Linked DNA regions of Homo sapiens: region 2 is linked to region 1. A link is a contact called in ENCODE Hi-C or POLR2A ChIA-PET data. All regions are on one chromosome and are shown on one strand. Each heading gives the region's core, a stretch centred on a gene start or an enhancer-like site at or near the end of the contact. The rest is flanking DNA. Distances are from core to core; before and after follow the strand shown. Region 1 holds the start of ZNF561-AS1 (ZNF561 antisense RNA 1). Region 2 holds the start of DNMT1 (DNA methyltransferase 1).

The links. Hi-C counts contacts between places; a loop is a spot of excess contacts on that map. ChIA-PET counts read pairs that join two places held with the same protein, here RNA polymerase II (POLR2A). Pooled maps may share reads with other maps.
Region 2: a loop to region 1 is called in a pooled map, with 4 times the contacts of the local background. The contact joins the promoter of DNMT1 here to the promoter of ZNF561-AS1 in region 1. A Hi-C loop is called at or near these places in 3 of 50 pooled maps. POLR2A ChIA-PET finds 5 or more read pairs at or near these places in 2 of 52 experiments (activated CD8-positive, alpha-beta memory T cell and activated T-cell).

The regions. Positions count from the first base shown.
Region 1 is chr19:9,617,293-9,623,917 of GRCh38, reverse strand. ZNF561-AS1 (ZNF561 antisense RNA 1) reads right to left here and starts at 2,436. Exons shown (of 4, transcript NR_122038.1): 1 at 2,273-2,436. ZNF561 (zinc finger protein 561) reads left to right here and starts at 2,686. Exons shown (of 6, transcript NM_152289.3): 1 at 2,686-2,756; 2 at 4,336-4,486; 3 at 5,739-5,827. The coding sequence starts at 4,462. RefSeq lists enhancers at 2,357-2,776, 2,925-3,507.
Region 2 is chr19:10,191,613-10,198,237 of GRCh38, reverse strand. DNMT1 (DNA methyltransferase 1) reads left to right here and starts at 3,285. Exons shown (of 41, transcript NM_001130823.3): 1 at 3,285-3,418. The coding sequence starts at 3,339. RefSeq lists an enhancer at 2,852-3,081 and a silencer at 3,342-3,581.

The DNA of each region.
Region 1 (6,625 bases), core at 1,187-3,686:
TGGGGAGAATGTCTGGTATCAGTGCTATTTTACAACGTAGGAAATGTGTTCCTGGCCCATGTGGTAAGATCAGAAAAATAACAACAGAAATACATATTTTTGGCTGGGGCAGTGGCTCATGCCTGTAATCCCAGCTCTTTGGGAGGACCAGGTGGATGGATCACGAGGTCAGGACTTTGAGACCAGCTGGGTCAATATGATGAAACCATGTCTGTATTAAAAATGCAAAAATTAGTTGGGCGCAGTGGCACATGCCTGTAGTCCCAACTACTCAGGAGGCTGAGGCAGAAGAATGGCTTGAACCCAGGAGGCAGAGTTTGCAGTGAGTGAAGATCGCACCACTGCACTCCAGTCTGGGTGGCAGAGCGAAACTATGTCTCAAAAAAACAAAACAAAACAAAACATTTTTTAATTTAAATTTTTTTTATATATATATAGAGAGATGGGGTTTTGCTGTGTAGCCCAGGCTTGTCTTAAACTCCTGGCCTTAAACGATCCTACCATCTTGGCCTGGCAGATATTTTAGGCCAGGAGTTCGAGATCAGCCTGGCCAACCTGGTGAAATCGTTCTCTACTAAAAATACAAAAATTAGCTGGGCGTGGTGGCAGGCGCCTGTAATCCCAGCTACTCCAGAGGCTGAGGCAGGAGAATTGCTTGAACCTGGGAGGTGGAGGTTGCGGTGAGCTGAGATCACACCACTGCACTCCAGCCTGGTCTGATCCAGTGAGATCTGTCGCAAGCAAGCAAGCAAGCAAGAAAGAAAAAGAAAACCCAATGGAATCAGCAGGTTCTAAAAAATAAAGAATGAAGAAAAAAAGGCCTACAGAAACTCTGACTGAATGGAAGGGATAGACCATGCCATTCATTGGCAGCTTTATCAATATGGAAGAATCATGGAAAGGCTCTAGGAACATGAGGAGAGGCATACAAACAAGCTTTATATTTATATCTAAAAAGTAAAGCAGAGGTTCCTCTTCAAAGACGTTCCTTCACATTTAATTAGGAATAAATAGTAACTTCTCTTAGAAGCAAAATTTATTCAAAGACCTGTGCTAACATTCTCAAGTATCTGTGAGCCGTGATAAAGAAATCAATGTACTTTATATTCTTAGCTCCCACAGTTTAGTCTACATATTTGCCCTGGCATGCTTGTACTGGTCCAGGCAAGCATTAGGGCATAGCCTGTTCTTTTTCCTTATTTGAAGATGTTTTGACCCTTCTCAGCATTCCACAAGTTACTTCCTCCTTCCTTTGTTCTCCTCTACCCTTGCCTCTTTTAAAAAGTTATAAGTTGCTAGCCAGAACGTGAGGTCCCATTCCAGCCAGTGGAAACTGGACACAGCAGTAGGTTGGAAGCATCAGGTTATAAATGACCCTATCTCCTTTGTTTGGTGTACTCTCGTGGCAAAACTGCTGGTGAGTATACCGTTTCTGCAGGAAGTAAAAATGGCCTTGCTGAGTAAATTAAATTTATGTTCAAGTGCTAATTTCTTTATGGCACCAGGGAACAAGCATTTTGAACATGTATATTTATATATTTTTTATATATTTATATATTTATATGTATTTATACATATATGTTTATATATATATATATAGAGAGAGAGAGAGAGAGAGAGACAGGGTCTTGCTACTTTGCCCAGGCTGGTCTCAAACTCTTGGACTTGTAGAAAATGAAATAAATACAGGTTCCTCTTCAAAGGGACTTTCCTCCCAGTCTGATTGAAATAAATAGTAATCCCTCTTAGAAGCCAAATTTTCTCAAAGACCTGTGGTAATATTGTTAAATTCTGCCAGCCGTAATAAAGAAATCAATAGACTCTGTTTTTAGCTCCCACATTTTAGCCTAGATATTTGCCCTGGCATGCCTGAACTGGTCCAAGCAACTATTAGGTCATGGCCTATTCCTTTCCCTATTTAGAAGTGTTTTTGCCTCTCTCAACAGTCCACAAGTTACTTCCTCTCTTCCTTTGTTCTCCTCTGCCATTGCCTCTTTTGGGAAGTTCTAAGTTGCTAGCCAATCCAGTGAAGTACAGGAAGGTGAGGTCCCGTTCCAGCCAATGGAAGCTGGACACAGCAGAAGGATGGACACTTCAAGTTTAAAAAAACCCTGTCTCCTTTGTTAATGTGTGCTCTGGTGGCAAGACTGCCAGCCAGTGGCACCCATTCTGCAGAAAGTAAAACTAGCCTTGCTGAGATCCTTTGTCTCAGTGTTGATTTTGTGACACCAAGCGAGCACCCATTCCCAGCAGACTCAAGCTATTTACCTACCTTAGCCTCCCAAAGTGCAGGAATTACAGGCGTGAGCCACTGCGCTCGCCCGATAAAAGCTTTGGAGGAGCATCCCCCGGGGATGCGTCCCATCCCTCATCCCCGCCCTTCCAGCCCGACCGGCCACCTGAACCACCGGCTAGGCCGGGTCCCTCCTCTAAATCACCCCCCGAGTACGAGCCCCTCCCCTCGCCCACAGTTCCGTCTGGAGGCCCGGTTCTAACCTCACCTTTTTCTCTGGACCTAGTTCTGCATCCCCCTCCCTGAGCCAACCCCAGGCCCTTTCTGCACCCACCCGAGAGGAAACTAGAATTTCTGTGTTCTACCCGGTCCTACGTGGCTGAAACTGGAGCCCACGAGCCTCGCCCGGCCAGAGTGTTGAAGCGGAAGTGACGTCAGCGCACCACCGCCATCTTTTCCGGCGCTGGCTCCTCTCCGTCAGTGCGGTTTCGCCTTTATGGTGGTGGAGTCTGCCCAGGCTGTGGTGAGTTCCACCTCCTTGGCGGTCCCGGGGATAGCAGGGGGCGGCAAAGGAATGATTGCGCGCTGTCGCCTAGGAGCCTCTCAGATCCGCTTCACTTCACTCGCTTCTCCAGGGACTATCAGTCCTCCCTGTGCGTCCAGTTCGGAGAGGCTGCGCGCTCTCTCGGCTCACTGCAACCTCTGCAACCTCTGCCTCCAGGGTCAAGCAGTTCTCCTGCCTCAGCCTTCCGAGTACCTGGGATTACAGGCAAGTGCCACCACGCCCGGCTACTTTTTCTATCTTTAGTAGAGATGGTTTTGCCATGTTGGCCAGGCTGGTCTTGAACTCCTGACCTTAGGTGATCTGTCTGCCTCGGTCCCCCAAAGTGCTGGGATTATAGGTGTGAGCCACTGCACCCGGCCGACTTTTGAAAATTTTAGATTTTGTTCTTAAGTCATCTTAGGTACGTAATGAAGTTATCAATAACACACGTGGCTGGTGACTACTGAATTGTTCTGTGCAGGTCTGCACTGTCTTCTGGTCATATGGCGGGGGGGTAACACCATATACAGGAGATCAGGCTCTAGGGACAAGTATCAGACCGACTACTAGGGTTGTTTGAGTGTAGGTTTTTTTCAGTATTAAATAGAAGTAATGGGCCAGGCATCGTGGCTTATGCTTATTATCCCAGCACTTTGGGAGGCCAAGTCAGGAGGATTGTTTGAGCCCAGGAGTTTGAGACTAGCCTAGGCAATCTGGTGAAAACTTGTCTCTACTAAAACTACAAAAAATTAGCCGGACCCAGTGGTGTGCACCTGTAGTCCCAGCTAGTTGGGGGGCTGAAGTGGGAGAATCACTTAAGGCCAGGAGTTCAAGACCAGCCTGGCCAATATGGCGAAACTGCGTCTCTACTAAAAATGCAAAAATTAGCCAGGCATGGTAGTGCATACCTGAAATCCCAGCTACTCGGGAGGCTGAGGCCTGATAATCGCTTGCACCTGGGAGGCAGAGGTTGCAATGAGTTGAGATCATGCCACTGCATTCCAGCCTGGGCAACAGAGTGAGACTCTGTCTCAAAATAATAATAATAATAATGAGTGATGATACGCACCTATGGTCCCAGCTATTCAGGAGGCTGAAGTGGGAGGATCACTTGAGCCCGGGAAGTCTAGGCTACAGAGAGTTGTGTTAGTGCCATTGGATTTCAACCTGGGCAACAGAGTGAGACCCTGTCTCGATAGATAGATAGATAGATAGATAGGATAGATATAGATAGATAGATATAGATAGATATATAGATAGATAGATATAGATAGATAAATATAGATAGATATAGATAGATAGAGGTAATGATAGCTACTGGGAAGGATGGCTATGATAATTAACTGAGCATGTATATATAAAGCTACTAGAGCTACTTCTGACATATCAGTCCTCAGTAAATGTCAGTTACTGTTATTAATACTTTTGTTACTGAGTGACGGTACTGAGTGGGCAATTTTTGGTGGCCTTCACATCTGTCACCTGCAGAGACAAAGCTCAGGCATAATGTTTGATGACTGATGTTTCATGCTTGTTGTTTGATGATTGATATGAACAGGACCGCAAATAACCCTGTACAAAGAGGAATGGAGATTGCCTCTATCCACCTAGATTCATAAGCTGGCCTGAGGTGATCTTGGCATCAAGGAAGGGATGCACATCATCACACCATCAGCTTCAGAGAATGGCAGCCATTTATTTGTCCCGTGGTAAGTCTTTGTTGATGCTCTTTTTCAGAGATTCTGCTTTAGGTCACCCTCCACAACACAAGCGTCCAGTGAGCTGAGCCTGAGCAGGCATGCAGCTGGTTCTTTTAGGAGGAATTGAAGTGAACCACAGAACAGAATGCTGTTTTATTATTTATTTATTTATTTATTTATTTTTGAGACAGAATCTTGTTCCGTCACCCAGGCTGGAGTGCAGTGGTGCAATCTTAGCTCACTGCAACCTTCACCTCCCAGGTTCAAGTGATTCTCTTGCCTCAGCCTCCCAAGTATCTGGGACCACAAGCACATACTGCCAGACCTGGCTAATTTTTGTTTGTTTGTTTGTTTTTGTTTTTGAGACAGAATCTCACTCTGTCTCCCAGGCTGGAGTGCAGTGCCTGTGGTCTCGACTCACTGCAACTTCTGTCTCCTGGGTTCAAGTAATTCTCTGCCTCAGCCTCCCATAATTTTTCTATTTTTAGTAGAGATGGGGTTTCATAATGTTGGCCAGGCTGGTCTCAAATTCCTGACCTCAAGTGATTTGCCCGCCTTGGCCTCCCAAAGTATTGGGATTACAGGCATGAGCCACTGTGCCCAGCCAGAATGCTGTTTTAGAATTCAGCCCTGGTTTGTGTACCTTAGGAAATGCTACATAAGCTTCATGAGTGTTACTACTATGGGCAGATAGAGAGTCACTTTTTTTTTTTTTGAGACGGAGTCTTGCTCTGTCACCCAGGCTAGAGTGCAGTGGCACGATCTCGGCTCACTGCAAGCTCCGCCTCCTGGGTTCACACCATTCTCCTGCCTCAGCCTCCTGAGTAGCTGGGACTATAGATGCCCACCACCACATCTGGCTAATTTTTTGTATTTTTAGTAGAGATGGGGTTTCACCGTGTTAGCTAGGATGGTCTCGTTCTCCTGACCTCATGATCCACCCGCCTCGGCCTCCCAAAGTGCTGGGATTACAGGCATGAGGCACCGCACCTGGACGAGAGTCACATTTTTCAGGGTGTAAGTTTCCTTGAAAAATGAAACTATTACCCTTTACCCAACAGGCAGTTTGGCCCAAGTCTGCTTTTGTGTCTAGCTGACACAGGACTTACTATGGCATTTCATGGAAGTGTTGTGTGTGTAGTTTTCTCGAGTGTGTAGGAGCATATCGGAATTTCAAGCTAGGATGGAATGACTTCTAGGCATGAGAATGTGGGAAGGATGGGCAGCTCTGGCTTCTCATGCCTTCTTACTTTTCCACTAGGGTTTTTTTCCAGGGAACCAATCTGCCCTTTTGAAGAAAAGACAAAGGTAGAAAGGATGGTGGAGGACTACCTGGCAAGTGGTTATCAGGTAAGCAGAAAACGTACTGTTGTTAAAAATGATATGCTTTCATCCAATAGGTAGACAGATTTCTTTCTAGACAGACTCATCTTCAGAGTTTTCTTAGAGCAAATGAAGCCTTACTCAAGGACTGAGTCCCCAGATGAATTTCCCCAGGGAATGAAGTCTCCTATACATAAAATGTTAACTTGAAAATCAGTCCAGTAGCTCAGTAATTACTACTTAAGCTTGACCTTCATGGTGCCAACTGCATCTTTCTTACATTGCTGGGTGCGGTGACGGATGATAAAGCAGATGAAAGTGTCCTTTTATCAAATCATTCACTTATCAGCATTTATCAGGTATCTGCAGTGTGCTGAGGAGTGTGCTGCATAGACACCAATGGGACAGGAAGAGCTCCTAGCCTGGTTGTGCTGAGATCAAGCGTAAGCAGTGTGCAGTGGCTCATGCCTGTAATTCCAGCTACTCAGGAGACAGAGGTGAGAGGACCACTTCAGCCCAGGAGATCGAAGCTGTAGTAATCAGCAGTTGTGCCTGGGTGACACAGTTGGACCCTGTTTTTATATATAAATAAATAAACAGATTAGATAGATGATAGATAGAGGAAAATTCATCTTTAGGAAGTACTGTTCTAATCAAAATAAAAATAAAATTTAAAATTTAAAAATACAAATATTAAAAAATTAAAAATAGATCAGCAAAAAAAGATTTAAAAAAATTTTAAAAAGTGCTGTTTAAGGCATATGCCTGTAGGAGGTCAACCTTGAGTGTTTAGACACAAGAGCTCCTGAGACATTAAACCCTGGA
Region 2 (6,625 bases), core at 2,036-4,535, 570 kb before region 1:
GGAGAAATCCTGTCTCTACAAAAAATATAAAAAGTTAGCCCATTGTGGTGGCACATACCTGTAGTCCCAGCTACTTAAGAAGCTGAGGTAGGAGTATGCCTTGAGCCCAGGAGTTTGACACCTGCCTGGGCAACACAGCAAGACCCCATCTCTTAGCAGCAATATGATCTTTTTTTTTTTTTTTCCTGTCTCTTGGCTGTTGTGACTAATGCTGCAATGAAGACGGGTATGCAAATATCTCTTTAAGATCCTCTTTTCAATTCTTTTGAATTTATATCCAGAAATGGGATTGCTGGATCATATGATAATTCTATTTTTAATTTTTTTGAGGAACTTCCATGCTGTTTCTCATAGCAGCTCCACCATTTTATTCGACTCTCAACCGTGCACAAGGGTTCCAGTTTCTCCACATCTTCACCAACACTTATTATTTGACAGTGGCCATTCTAAGGGGTCTTAGGGATATTTCATTGTGGTTTTGATTTGCATTTCCCTGATGACCAGTGATGTTGAGCATCTTTTCATATGCCTGTTTTCTATTTGCATATCTCCTTTGGGAAAGTATGTATTCAAATCATTTGCTCTTTTTGTTTGTTTTTGAGACGGAGTCTCGCTCTGTTGCCCAGGCTGGATGGAGTGCAGTGGTGCAATCTCGGCTTGCTGCAAGCTCCACCTCCTGGGTTCACACCATTCTCCTGCCTCAGCCTCCTGATTAGCTGAGACTACAGGCGACTGCCACCACGCCTGGCTAATTTTTTGTATTTTTAGTAGAGATGGGGTTTCACCACGTTAGCCAGGATGGTCTCGATCTCCTGACCGCGTGATCCGCCTGCCGCCTGGGCCTCCCAAAGTGCTGGGATCACAGGTGTGAGCCACCGCACCCAGCCCATTTGCTCATTTGTAAATCGAGTTTTTGTTGTTGCATTGTAGAAATTTATTATTTTTTAAATTTTTATTTGAGACAGAGTTTCTCTCTTGTTGCGCAGGCTGGAGCGCAATGGTGCAATCTCGGCTCACTGCAACCTCCGCATCCCAGGTTCAAGTGATTCTCCTGCCTCAGCCTTCCGAGTAGCTGGGATTACAGGCACACCACCATGCCCAGCAAATTTTTATATTTTGAGGAGAGACAGGGTTTCACCATGTTGGCCAGGCTGGTCTCAAACTCTTGACCTCAGGTGATCCACCCGCCTTGGCCTCTCAAAGTGCTGGGATTACAGGCGTGAGCCACCAAGCCTGACGGGTAGTAATTTATTTTTTATATAATTTTTTTCTTCTTTTTTTGGTAGAGACGAGGTTTTGCCATGTTGCTCAGGCTGGTCTAAAACTACCGGGCTCAAGTGATCTGCCTACCCGGGCCTCCCAAAGTGCAGGGATCACAAGCATGAACCACCATGCCTGGCTGTAATTTTTCATATATTCCGGATATTAACCCTTTACCAGATAATACAGTTTGCAAACTTTTTTTTTCCCCATTCTGTAGGTTGCCTTTTCACTGTTGGTCATTTCTTTTGCTGTATAGCTATCCTTAAGTTTGTTGCAAACCCATTTGTCTATCTTTTGTCTTGTTGCCTGTGTTTTGCTGTCATATCCAAGAAATCATTGCCAAATCCATTGTCATGAAGCTTTTCCCCATGTTTTCTTCTAGGAGCACTATAGTTTCAGGTCTTATGTTTAATCTTTAATAAGTTTTGTGTTTTTGTATATGGTGTAAGGTAAGGGTCCAACTTCATTCTTTTGTATGTGGTTATACAGTTTTCTCAGCACCATTTGTTAAAGACACAATCTTTCCCCCATGTTCTGGTGCTTTAAAAAAAAAAAAAATTCTGGCTGGTTACGGTGGCTTAGGCCTATAATCCCAGCACTTTGGGAGGCTGAGGCAAGTGGACTGCTTGAGGCTAGGAGTCCCAGACTAGCCTGGCCAACATGGTGAAACCCTGTCTCTACCACCGAAGATACAAAAATTAGCCAGGCGTGGTGGAGTACGCCTGTAATCCCAGCCTACTAGGGAGGCTGAGGCATGAGAATCGCTTGAACCTGGGAGGCAGAGGTTGCAGTGAGCCAAGATCTCACCACTGCACGCCAGCCGGGGTGACAGAGTGAGGCAGGGTCTTACCCTGTCGCCCAGGCAGGAGTCCAGTGGCCCAATCATGGCTCATTGCAGCCTACACTGCCAGGGTTCAAGCCATCCTCCCACCTCAGCCTCCCAAGTAGCTAGGATTACAGGTGTGTGTCACCATGCCCAGCAAATCTTTGTATTTTTTGTAGAGATGGGGTATCCCTATGTTGCTCAGGCTGGTCTTGAACTCCTAACCTCAAGCGATCCTCCCACCTGGGCCTCTCAAAGCACTGGGATTACAGGCGTGAGCCACTGCGCCTGACATGGTGCTTCTTAATTTATTCTTACTTTTTATTTTTATTTTTTTGAGACAAGGTCTTGCTCTGTCTCCCAGGCTGGAATGTAGTGGTACAATCATGGCTCACTGCAACCTCTGCCTCTCCGGTTCAAGTGATCTTCCTGCCTCAACCTCTGGAGTAGTTTGGACTATGGGCACATGCCACAACGACTAGCTAATTTTTGTTTTTCTTTTTTTCTTTCTTTCTTTCTTTCTTTTTTTTTTTTTTTGAGATGCAGTTTCTCTATGTTACCTAGGCTGGTCTAAAACTCCTGGGCTCAAGCGATCCTCCCACCCTGGCCTCCCAAAGTGCTGGGATGACAGGCGTGAGCCACGTGGTGCTTAAAAAAGGCAACAAAAAACCCCCCACACACTGGGTATAGAAGTGGCATGGGCCTCTATACACTGTGAGATTCTTGGTACTAGCTACAAATTCTGTGTATACTCAAGATTTTCTAGAGTAGGTGCAATTACCCCGTTTTACAGATGAGGACACAGAGGCTGAGCCGTAGTGACCCACCTAAGGTCGTATAGCCAGCAAATAGATGGAGGTTGGATTGGAACTGAGGACTTTACTCAAGGGCTCTCACAAACCCTTGGGGGCTTCTCGCTGCTTTATCCCCATCACACCTGAAAGAATGAATGAATGAATGCCTCGGGCACCGTGCCCACCTCCCAGCAAACCGTGGAGCTTGGACGAGCCCACTGCTCCGCGTGGGGGGGGTGTGTGCCCGCCTTGCGCATGCGTGTTCCCTGGGCATGGCCGGCTCCGTTCCATCCTTCTGCACAGGGTATCGCCTCTCTCCGTTTGGTACATCCCCTCCTCCCCCACGCCCGGACTGGGGTGGTAGACGCCGCCTCCGCTCATCGCCCCTCCCCATCGGTTTCCGCGCGAAAAGCCGGGGCGCCTGCGCTGCCGCCGCCGCGTCTGCTGAAGCCTCCGAGATGCCGGCGCGTACCGCCCCAGCCCGGGTGCCCACACTGGCCGTCCCGGCCATCTCGCTGCCCGACGATGTCCGCAGGCGGTAGGTACCATGGGGGGGAACACGGACTCAGGGGGACAGGCAGGGCGCTGGGTGGGGGGTCGCTTCCCCTCGGGGTGGCCGGTGGCCGCTGCTGACAGACGGGCGCGCATGCGTGGGGTGGTGCGGCGCGCAGCGGCAGTTGGCGCGGGCAGGGTGGCACTTCCGGTCGCGCGTGCCCGGGCTGTTTGGCGCCAAAATGGACCGTGGATTCCCCCGTAGCTCCCTGGTGGCTAGAAACTAGGCGGGGTGGGGGTTCTCTTTTGATCCCCAAATACAGCAAGCTTTGGGTTCGTTTCCGGGGTCCCCTTCTTCAAGCAGCGGTGGGCCGGGCTCTTGACTCCAGCTTGGTCGCACAGGAAGTGGGCAGCCCGCGGCCAACGGACACCCCTCGGGCACCGGCACTTCGGCCTCCACTTCCGGTGTCCGGCCCGGTCCCCGGGGGCGCTTCTGTGGTGGGGGGTCCCTCAGTGCCTTTCCCCCAAAGCTGTGCATCTCGATGGCGGCCTCCAGAGACGGATGTCACCCGTCGGGGCCTGGGCTGGGCTGGCTCATGTTCGAGAGCCCAGCCTTCCGTGGGGTACTCATTCTGTCAGTTGGGACTGTGTGGTTCTTGCTCCTTGGGAAAGTCCATGTTTTGGCAGGAACTTTAACCGTGCATTGCAGCGCAGGGCCCGGGAAGCGTGAAGGCTGCATGGTTGGTCTTTTCCTGTAAATCTGTGCCTGTGAGCCGTGGGCATCAGGGAAGTCTTGCTAATGAGAACTGGCTACACTTTCGTGTGTGTTTGTGTGTGTTCATGGGTGTGTTCTTTAGTGTGTGTCTAATGTTGGAGGCCCTGGCTTTAGCAGTTCATGCCTCTGTCCAACTTCCGTGCACAAGGATCAGTGGGAGCACTGGTCCCAGCCCCTTGTTCATGAACGCCATCAGTTCATTCCTGAAAACTTGTTCAAGTGAGGTGTGCGTGAGTCAGAGGAACCCTCACCAGGCGTGGACACTTCCAGCTGGATTTGTGAAAGCACTCTTTGCCATTTTTCTATTTCCTTAGGCTTGTTAACTGACCTGGTTGGGCCAGTCCGGTTCTGATTTGGGTCTTTGGGGAGGGATGGATATTTGGTTCAACCCCCGCTTTTTTTCTTTTCTTTTTTTTTTTTTTTTTGAAGGCTGGGTGCTGTGGCTTATGCCTGTAATCCCAGCAATTTGGGAGGCAGTGGCGGACGAATCTCTTGAGCCAGGAGTTTGAGACCAGCCTGGGCAACAAGGCAAAACCCCATGTCTACTAAAAATACAAAAATTAGCCTGGAGTAGTGCCGTGCGCCTGTGGTCCCAACTACTCAACAGACTAAGGTGGGAGTATCACTTGAGCCCCAGAGGTTGAGGCTGTGTGTAGCGAGCTGAGATCGCGCTATTGCACTCCAGCCTGGGTGACAGAGTGAGACCCTGTCTCAAAAAAAGAAACACTTTTTATTTTTAGAGATGGGTCTCACTCTGTTGTCCAGGCTGGAGTGCCCTGGCACAATTATAACTCACTGTAGCCTTGAACTCCTGGGCTTAAGGGATCCTCAGCCTCCTGAGTAGCTGGGACCACAGGCGCCCACCACCATGCCCAGATGACTTTCTTAGTTTTTGTTTCTGTATACGTGAGGTTTCACCATATTGCCCAGGCTGGTCTTAAACCCCTGCCCTCAAGCAGTCCTCCTGCCTTTGTGTCCCAAAGGTTAGGATTACAAGTATGAGCCATCATGCCTTAACTACTACTTTTTTTTGTTTGTTTGTTTGAGATGGAGTCTCATTCTTTCACCCAGGCTGGAATGCGGTGGCGTGATCTCGGCTCACTGCAACCTCCACTTTCAGGGTTCAAGTGATTCTCCTGCCTCAGCCTCCGAAGTAGCTGGGATTACAGGTGCACACCACCACGCCTGGCTAATTTTTGTGTTTTCAGTGGAGTCGGGGTTTCTCCATGTTGGTCAGGCTGGTCTCGAACTCCTGACCTCGTGATCCACCTGCCTCAGCCTCCCAAAGTGCTGGGATTATAGTCAAACCACTTCTTAACCAGTTAGTGGGTATATATCTTCTTGAATCATCTGTGCCAGTATTCTCCCAAAATAAAACTTGATTTAAAATGGAATGGAAGTGAAATTATGAAAGTGCCTGGCTTCATGATGTTACACCCAATTCAGAGAAGTTTGGGCCCGGCCTTCCTTTTTTATTCCTTTTTTTTATTTTGTAGAGATGGGGTCTTGCCATGTTGCTCAGGCTGGTCTTCGATTCCTGGCCTCAAGCGATCCTCCTGCCTCAGCTTCCCAAAGTGTTGGGATTACGGGTGTGAGCCACCATGCCCAGCCTGCCCAGCCTTCTTGAAAACATGACCTCCACTGGCTCAATGACCTTAAACAAGCGTATGCCACCTCTATATCCATAGTCTAGGAATAATGACATGGGTTTTCAGCTGGTATTGGGTTAAATGAGAATATGCATGGCACATAAAGGTTCACATGCTAGTGGCTAACTTAGCTTGTTTTTTTCAGTTTTTTTTTAAGAGACAGGATCTCACTGTGTCACCCAGGCTGGAATGCAGTGGCACAGTCATGGCTTACTGCAGCCTTGAACCCCTGAGCTCAAGCAATCCTCCTGCCTTAGCCTCCTGAGTGGCTGGCACATGCCACCATGCCCAAGTTAATCCTTAAAAAATTTTTTAGAAGGCTGGGCGCGGTGGCTCACGTCTGTAATCCCAGCACTTTGGGAGGCTGAGATGGGCAGATCACCTGAGGTCAGGAGTTTGAGACCAGCCTGGCCAACGTGGCGAAACCCCATCTCTACTAAAAATACAAAAAAATTAGCCAGGTATGGTGGCAGGTGCCTGTAATCGCAGCTACTCGGGAGGCTGAGGCAGGATAATCGCTTGAACCCAGGAGCCGAGATTGCACCGTTGCACTCCAGCCTGGGCAACAGGAGCGAAACTCTGTCTCAGAAAAAAAAAAAATTTTTTTTTTTAGAGATGAGGGTCTTGCTTTGTTGCCCAGGCTGGTCTTGAACTCCTGGACTGAAGCAATCCTCTGCGTTGGCCTCCCAAAGGGCTGAGATTACAGGCGTGAGCCACAGGGCCCGGCCATTATTCCTCAAGAGTTCTTAAAAGTGGATGCTGCAGGAGTTAACTGCCAGGAAGCAGGAATTCCTGCTAAGGTCTGCTGCTTGCCAAAGCCTTTCCCTTC